2 separate regions of the Homo sapiens genome follow, and region 1 is linked to region 2. A link is an interaction called in ENCODE POLR2A ChIA-PET data of the cell type or tissue named here. Cell type or tissue: Panc1. All regions are shown on one strand. Each heading gives the region's core, and the rest is flanking DNA. Links, peaks and the distances in the headings are about the cores only.

Evidence for each region. Peaks named below come from ENCODE experiments on the same cell type or tissue, not always from the same donor. Only the 100,000 strongest peaks of a DNase experiment are listed, where the experiment ranks them.
Region 1: POLR2A ChIA-PET joins it to region 2 with 13 read pairs; 4 of 35 experiments call an interaction of 5 or more read pairs at or near these places.

The regions. Positions count from the first base shown.
Region 1 is chr6:158,720,909-158,725,304 of GRCh38, forward strand. The region is part of intron 10 of SYTL3 (synaptotagmin like 3); the gene reads left to right. Among named protein-coding and RNA genes, the nearest start is that of MIR3918, 42 kb to the right of the region's middle. RefSeq lists enhancers at 1-353, 1-35, 106-205. In Panc1, for the core only: no CTCF peak of the experiment used is centred there; no DNase peak of the experiment used is centred there.
Region 2 is chr6:158,924,034-158,928,429 of GRCh38, forward strand. It overlaps the pseudogene RNU6-293P. Among named protein-coding and RNA genes, the nearest start is that of LINC02901, 56 kb to the left of the region's middle. In Panc1, for the core only: no CTCF peak of the experiment used is centred there; a DNase peak (open chromatin) is centred at 2,618.

The sequences.
Region 1 (4,396 bases), core at 156-4,155, 200 kb before region 2:
ACGCACCACAGGCTGGGCTTGTGGCGTTCTGCATGAGGATGGCCCGTGGGTCCTCGGCACGCCCCCTCCCCTGCTGCATGTGCACATGGCCCAGAGCCTGGCCAGGGTTGTCTGAAGGGCTAAGGGAGCTCAGGGATAGAAGTGGTGGGGTGCAGGGGAGACGGTGGGGAGACAGTGGGGAGAGAGCCAATCCAAGTAGACATTGTTATGCGTGTGTCCACTTCTCAGCCATGCTCTTGGCAGGAACGCTTCCAACTTTCTGCAGGCCTTCTCTCTCCCCACCTTAATTGAGGTTGTGGCTGGGTTGGTTTCTTTGTTTCATTTTGAGACCAAGTCTCGCTGTCTTGCCCAGGCTGGAGTGCAGTGGTGATATCGTGGGTCACTGTAGTCTCGATCTCGAAGGCTTAAGTGATCCTCCCACCTCAGCCTCCCAAGTAGCTGGGACTACAGGGATATGGCACCATGCCTGGCTGATTTTTTTTAATTTTTATTTTTAGTAGAGATGTTGCCCAGGCTGGTCTCAAACTCCTGGGCTCAAGCAATCCTCCCACCTAGGCCTCCCAAAGTGCTAGGATTACAGGTGTGAGCCACCACGCCCAGCCAGATATGGCTGTTATAAGGGACAATTTAGCCAAATGTTTATAAAGTACTCAGCAATGATAGTATGATCTATAAATGCTAAATAACTATTGGGTTGAAATATAAGGAGTACACTTCTATTTATTTATTTTTATTTATTTTTGAGACAGAGTCTCATTCTGTTGCCCAGGCTGGAGTACGATGGCACAATCTTGGCTCACTGCAACCTCTCCCTCCCCAGTTCAAGTGATTCTCATGCCTCAGCCTCTTGAGTGGATAGGATTACAGGCATGCACCACCACACCTGGCTAATTTTTGGATTTTTAGTAGAAATGGGGTTTTGCTGTGTTGCCTAGGGTAGTCTCAAACTCCTGAGCTCAATCGGATGCCTGCCTTAGCCTCCCAAAGTGCTGGGATTACAGGTGTGAGCCGCTGCGCCTGGTCCAGGAGTACGTCTTTAAATAGAACATTCATCAGACTGCAATTACACATGCCTTAGCTGGGGAGCTCACCAAAATTCCTCTCATTTTCATCAGATTATTAATATTTCATCAATATTAATTATAGAACACGGTGGCCCTGCTTTGGAAGTAGAGGATGCTGGTGCCCACCTTGCAAGTGGCTACACTGAGGCACAGAAGTAGTAGATAACTTTCTTTTTTTGTTTGTTTGTTTGTTTGTTTGTTTTTTTGAGACAGGGTCTTACTTTGTCACCCAGGCTGGAGTGTAGTGGTGCAAACACAGCTCATTGTAGCTTCTACCTCCTGGGCTCAGGTGATCCTCCCACTTCAGCACCCCCGAGTAGCTGGGACTACAGGAGTACACCACTCTGCCCAGCTAATTTTTGTATTTTTTCTAGAGATAGGGTTTTACCATGTTGCCCAGACTGGTCTTGAATTCCTGGGCTCAAGTGATCCTCCCACCTTAAAATCACGCGGTGACTCGGGGATGTTAACTGAGAAAACAGCTCAGGATCTTTTCCACACCACTTCTCTGTTAAGTTTGAACCACATGTTCTGAAAACACCCCTTCAAAAATGCTGACTTAAGCATCTGGGCCAGAATTCTTCAAGAAGTGAATTCTTACCTCTCCTCTTCTGTGCATTCCACTGGGATTTTATTGTATATGTTATGAATGTACAGTATTGACCTATATTGGCCATAAAAACATGCACCTGTTAAACAGGAAGGATGCCTAAAAACCGTCAGGAGGGGCTATCTCTGGGGAGGGGAACTGAGGACAGAGGTGGAGGAAAAAGATTTTCTCTCTTTTCTGTTTTTTTTTTTTTTTTTTTTTTTTTTAAGATGGAGTCTCGCTCTGTCACCCAGACAGCGAGCGAACAGTCTGGGCTCACTGCAACCTCCGCCTCCCAGGTTCAAGCCATTCTCCTGTCTCAGCCTCCTGAGTAGCTAGGACTACAGGCGCCTGCCACCACACCCAGCTAATTTTTGTATTTTTAGTAGAGACAGGGTTTCTCCATTTTGGCCATGCTGGTCTTGAACTTCTAACCTCAGGTGATCTGCCAGCCTCGGCTTCCCAAAGTGCCGGGATTACAAGTGTGAGCCACCATGCCTGGCCAGTTATTCTTTTTAACAGCTACTCTTTTTTTTTTTTTTTTTTTTTTTGAGACAGAGTCTTGCTCTGTCGCCCAGGCTGGAGTGCAGTGTCATGATCTCGACTCACTGCAACCTCTGCCTCCCGGGTTCAAGTGATTCTCCTGCCTCAGCCTCCTGTGTAGCTAGGACTACAGGCACGTGCTAATTTTTATATTTTTAGTAGAGACAGGGTTTCACCGTGTTAGCCAGGTCTCAATCTCCTGACCTCGTGATCTGCCTGCCTCAGCCTCCCAAAGTGCTAGGATTACAGGTGTGAGCCACCAAGCCCAGCCTAACAGCTACTTTTTAAGGCTTTTAGTTCATGCTGCCAAGTTGCCCTCCACTGACGTTGACTCCATTTACCTGACCACTGGCAAGGCAGAGTCACGTGTTTTCCAGCACTCTTGCCAACATTCAACTTTGTACCTTTTTTTTTCCTCGAAATGTTTATTATAGTAAAATACACATAAGACTTACCATCTGTGCCGTTTTAAGTGTATAGTTCGCGGCATTGAAAACATTGCTAATGTTGTGCACCTGTCACCACCATCCATCTCCAGGACTTTCTTCTAGTAAAACTCAACTTTATAATTTTTAACATTTGCCAATATAATGGGCAGTTATTTAAAATGTGCCTTTCTTTAACTGCAGGTAAGCTTTTTCTCCTACTTTTTCCTCTGGCACACCTTCATTCTTGAACCCCTCCCATTGGATCTTCTGGCTTTTCCAGCCTCTGGCTCCTCCGCTGTAGCTTTGATTGACACTTCTGTCACACCTTTAGTGTCCCCTCAGACAACATCACACATCCCCTATGTGTTTGTGATCTGTGTCCACGTGTCTACGTGTCTGTAGGTCTAGGACGTGCTTTCTGTTTAACCGTCACCAGCTGCTCCAGGTGGAAGGCCTTCCCTCTCAGGCTTACCCCAGCCAGCCTCAGCATCCTCTCGGGTGATTGCAGCCTCACTGAAGACCATCCCCCAGAGGCCTGCGTGCTGGAGAAACTGTCCCTGGCCTCTTTCCCATTGACCTGGCTGGTGCTTCCATTTGAATGGTGTCTCTGTCTTCCTACTAGCTAGTGAGCCCTTGGAGGATGGACGTTTCATCTTCTCCTCTTTCTTCTCTCTTCCTCCCCTTCTACTCTTCCAGCCCCCAGAATTTAGCATAGTGCTGTGAATATAGTGTTGCTTAATAAATAAATGTCTGTAGGAATTAAGTTGGCATTCTGGGGATGGAAAGCATAAATAATTTGGAGGTAATCCTTTCTTTCATTTGTTCTATCATATTCTCACTTAGTATTTTCTTCCTGAAAATTATGACTGTGGGGCAACTGTTGTATTTCTGAGTTCTGCTTTCAACCCACCACCAAAAACTAAAGTCTCCACTTGGAAACTGTATATTTTCAGTCATTAAGAGGTTTTCCCACCTTGCCCATTGTGTTCCAATGGAACTTTTCTGCAGGGATGGGAATGATCTTTATGTGAGCTGTCCACACAATGCCCAGGGCTGCATGTGGCCATGGAGCATTTGAAATGGGTCTAGCGCAACTGAGAAGTTAAGTTTGTTTGATTTCAATTAATTTAAGTAGTCATGTGTGGCTAGTGACTACCATATTGGAAAACACAACTGTATACATCATAGAAATGTCAGCTTGGCTGTGTGTGGTGGCTCACGCCTGTAATCCCAGCACTTTGGAAGGCTGAGGCATGTGGATCACTTGAGGTCAGGAGTTTGAGGTCAGCCTGACCAACATGGTGAAACCCCATCTCTACTAAAAATACAAAAATTAGCCAGGTGTGGTGGCACATGCCTGTGGTCCCAGCCACTTGGGAGGTTGAGGCAGGAGAATTGCTTGAACCCGAGAGATGGAGGCTGCAGTGAGCCAAGATTGTGCCACTGCACTGCAGCCTCCAGTGTGGGTGACAGAGCAAGACTCCGTCTCAAAAAAAGAAAGAAAAAATAAAAAAAGCATCAACTGTTAGCAAAGTATTTTTAGAAAATTTAGAGACATATTTTGATTTTTCCCTTTTTATAAGCATCTTAGAGCTAAAACTCTGCTTATCAGGCTAATTATTATATATCAAGTGATTAAATGCCAGGACCATTTATTAAGGCTAAAATTTGGACTTAAGACTTTTACTAATCCACGAGTAATCTACCCATGACTGTTCATGACTATCCCAAAGCTGGATGTTGTCTGTCTCTGGGCCCTGTGTGCTCGCATG
Region 2 (4,396 bases), core at 172-4,171:
CCCATTGCTCCCAGGCTACGGACCTGTACAGCAAGTACTGAGTACTGCAGGCAATTGCAGCACAATAGGAAGTATTTATGTCTCCAAACGTATCTAAACAGAAAAGGTAAAATACAAATATGGTAATATAATCTTAAGGGACCGCATCAAGAAATGACTGGCAAAGTTCACGTAAAAATGCCCTTGGCAATTATGCATGATTTGACCTGCAATAACTACTGGGTCCCACATAATGAGCGGAAGGTCGGGCACCCTACTACACCTCATAATTCACATGGGTAATTTGATGTAGTTGTTAATGGTCTGCCGTAAAAAAGAGTCATCATCCTAACAGCTCCAAAGCTATTTCTGTAACTGATCTTTATCCTAGCAGTCACAGCCGAACACGCCCACATGGATCCTCAGTGAAAGGCAAAGTTAGAAGCTGGCAAGCTCTCCATTAGCTGCAATCATGCTGGTCTAAGATGAATCCTTTTATTGGAAATCTGGTGGGCAAAGCCACAGAAGCTCTCTTTTCTCTGGGAAATAATATAGCTTCTAGGTAATGTGTGCTTTACAGCCCACACCTCCTGGCCATGCTTTGCCCTAGGGATGGGGTGACACAGTGGGAGAGAGTGAGGGGGAAGGGAAGGGGGAGAGGGAGGAGGAAGAAAGAGGGAGGGAAAGCGGGTGGGGGAGGAGGAGTGGGCATGAGGGGGAAGAGAGAAGGAAGGGGAAGCGGAAGGGGAGAGGGAGAAGAGGGAGGGGAAGTGAGAAGGAAGGGGAAGAGAGGGAGAAGGAGGAGGAAGGAAAGGGACAAGAGGGAAGGATGAGAGGGAGAGAGAAGGGCTTCAAACAACCTTCAACACACACAGAATGGCCCTCTGCTTCTATTTCTTTCTTTTAACCAATAATTTAATTGAAAAAGAATTTTAAGGCCCAGTGTATTGGCTCATGCCTGTAATCCCAGCACTTTGGGAGGCTGAGGCAGGTGGATCACTTGAGGTCAGGAGTTTGAGACCAGCCTGGCCAACATGGTGAAACCCTGTGTCTACTAAAAATACAAAATTGTGCTGGGGAAGCTGAAGCAGGAGCTACTGGGGAGGCTGAGGCAGGAGAATCACTTGAACATGGGAGGCAGAGGTTGCAGTGAGCTGAGATTGCGCCACTGCACTCTAGCCTAGGCAACAGAGTGAGACTCTTGTCAAAAGAAAGAAAGAAAGAAAGAAAAGAAGGAAGGAAGGAAGGAAGGGGAAGGAAGGGAAGGGAAGGAGGGAGGGAAGGAGGGAGGGAAGAAGGAAGGAAGGAAGGAATTTTAAGGCTAAGTACAGACAGTCACGTACCAGTTTCAGTCAACTATGAACCAAATATACAGCAATGGTATATTTGCTGTGTCCCATAAGAGTATAATGGAGCTGGAAAATTCCTATCACCCAGTCACATCTTGATGATCCTGAACCTGTGTAGGCTAATGTATATGTATGTGTCTTAGTTTGTAACAACAAATTTTTAAAGTAAAAAAAAATAAAAAAATTTTTAAAATAGAAAAAAGTTTATAGAATAAGGATACAAAGAAAGAAAATAATTTTGTAAAGCTGTAAAATGCGTTTGTGTTTTAAGCTGTTTTGTAAAAGAGTCAAAAAGTTAAAACAAATTAAAAAGTTTATAAAATAAGAGAGTTACAGTAAGCTAAGGTTAATTTATTATAATATTATTATATAATTTATAATTAATTTATTATAATAATATTCTTTTAAAATATGGAACACTGCATGAATTTACATGTTGATATGGTTTGGCTGTGTCCCCACCCAAATCTCATCTTGAATTGTAATCCCCATAATCCCCACATGTCATAGGAGGGACCCAGCGGGAAGTGATTGGATCACAGGGGCAATTTCCCCCATGCTGTTATTGTGATAGTGAGTGAGTTGTCATGAGATCTGATTTTTTTTTTTTTTTTTTTGCGACAGAGTCTTGCTCTGTAGCCCAGGCTGGAGTGCAATGGCATGATCTCGGCTCACTGCAACCTCTGCCTCCTGGGTTCAAGTGATTCTCCTGCCTCAGCCCCCTGAGTAGCTGGGATTACAGGCACCTGCCACCTTGCCCGGCTAATTTTTGTATTTTTAGTAGAGACGGGGTTTCCCCATGTTGGCCAGGCTGGTCTTGAACTCCTGACCTCAGGTGATCTGCCCGCCTCGGCCTCCCAAAGTGCTAGGATTATAGGTATGAGCCACCGCGCCCTGCCGAGATCTGATGGTTTTATACATGTCTAGCATTTCCCCTGCTTGCACTCACTTCTCCTTCCTGCTGCCTTGTGAAGAAGGTGCCCTGCTTTTCCTTTGCCTTCTGCCACGATTGTGTTTCTTTTCTAAGGTCTCCCCAGCCATGCTGAACTGTGAGTCAGTTAAACTTCTTTCCTTTATAAATTACCCACTCTCGGGTATTTCTTTACAGCAATGTGAGAACAGATTAATTCACATGTCATCCTTGCACAGGGGCCATGCTGATCTTCTCTGTGTCATTCCTTAATTTATTACTGAAGAAAGAAAAATACTTGTTACACATTTAGCATAGCCTACGTGTACAATGTTTATCAAGTCCACAGCAGTGTACAGTAATGCCCTAGGCCTTCACATTCACTCACCACTCACTCACTCATTGACTCATCCAGGGCAACTTCCGTTCCTGTAAGCCTCGTCCATGGTAAGTGCGCCATTCAGGTGTACCATTTTTATCTTTTTGTAATTGTAATTTTAATTAAAATAAATTTTTTTTATAGAGTTGAGGTCTTGCTTCGTTGCCTAGGCTGGTGTTGAACTGCTGGCTTCAAGTGATCCTCCCACCTTGGCTTCCCAAAGTGCTAGGATTACAGGCATAAGCCACTGTACCCAGCCCATTTTTATCTTTTTTTTTCATTTTAAATTTAGTTTATTGGTTAAATCATGACATAGAAGTTCACTGTTCAAAAAATCATTAAAGATTATTGTGGCCGGGTGTGGTGGCTCACGCCTGTAATCCCAGCACTTTGGGAGGCCGAAGCAGGTGGATCATGAGGTCAGGAGTTCAAGATCAGCCTGGCCAATATGGTGAAACCCCGTCTCTACTAAAAAAAATACAAAAATTAGCTGGGCATGGTGGTGTGCGCCTGTAGTCTCAGCTACTCGGGAGGCTGAGGCAAGAGAATCGCTTGAACCTGGGAGGCAGAGGTTGCAGTGAGCCCAGATCGTGCCACTGCACTCCAGCCTGGGCGACAGAGTGAGACTCCGTCTCAAAACAAACAAACAAACAAAAAAACCAAAAAAGATTACTGCAAATAGCTGAAGACCTAGATCCTGAGACACAATTGCATTTGTTATGCATCTTAAAGTTTAATATTTTTATTGTACCATACAGGTTAGTACTGTTATTGTCAGTATGTACTTTCATAAAAACATATAGTATGAATCATTTTCTTTTAAAAATGCTTCAAGGCAGGGCACGGTGGCTCATGCCTGTAATCCCAGCACTTTGGGAGGCTGAGGTGGGGGGATCATGAGGTCAAGAGATTGAGATCATCCTGGCCAACATGGTGAAATCCTGTCTCTACTAAAAATACAAAATTAGCCAGGCATGGTGGCGGGCACGTTTAGTCCCAACTACTTGGGAGGCTGAGGCAGGAGAATGGCTTGAACCCAGGAGGTGGAGGTTGCAGTGAGCTGAGATCGCACCACTGCACTCTAGCCTGGGTGACAGAGCAAGACTCTGTTTCAAAAAAAAAAAAGTTTCTAAACCTTTTAAAATGTGTGTAATATAGAATACATACAAAAAATACATTTAAATGCACAGAATAATGGATTATTATGAAGTGAACCCAAGGACAATGGCCTAATGACTTTAGAAATAAACACCGTCAGTATTCCCAAAGTCCCATACCTACGTGTTCATTGCCTAACCTTTTGAGAATTTCTTCTTCTTTTTTTTGTTTTCAACTTTTATTTTAGGTTCAGAGGTACATGTACAGGTTTGTTATGTAGGTAAATATCATGTCACTGGGGTGTGCTGTATAGATTATTTCATTACCCAGGTAATAAGCATGATGCCTGCTAGGTTGTTTTTCCATCCTCACCCTCTTCCCACTCTCCACCCTCAGGTGGGCCCCTGTGTGTATTGTTCTCCTCTTTGTGTTCACGTGTACTCAGTGTTTTGCTCACACTTATAAGTGAGAACATGCTGGATTTGGTTTTCTTTTCCTTTGTTAGTTTGCTTAGGATAATGGCCTCTAGCTCCATCCATGTTGCTGCAAAGGACATTATTTTGTTCTTTTTCATGGCTGTGTAGTGTTCCATGGTATATATGTACTATATATATATATTTTTTTTTACCATTTTTATCTTTTATACCACTTTTTTTTTTTTTTTTTTTTTGAGACGGAATC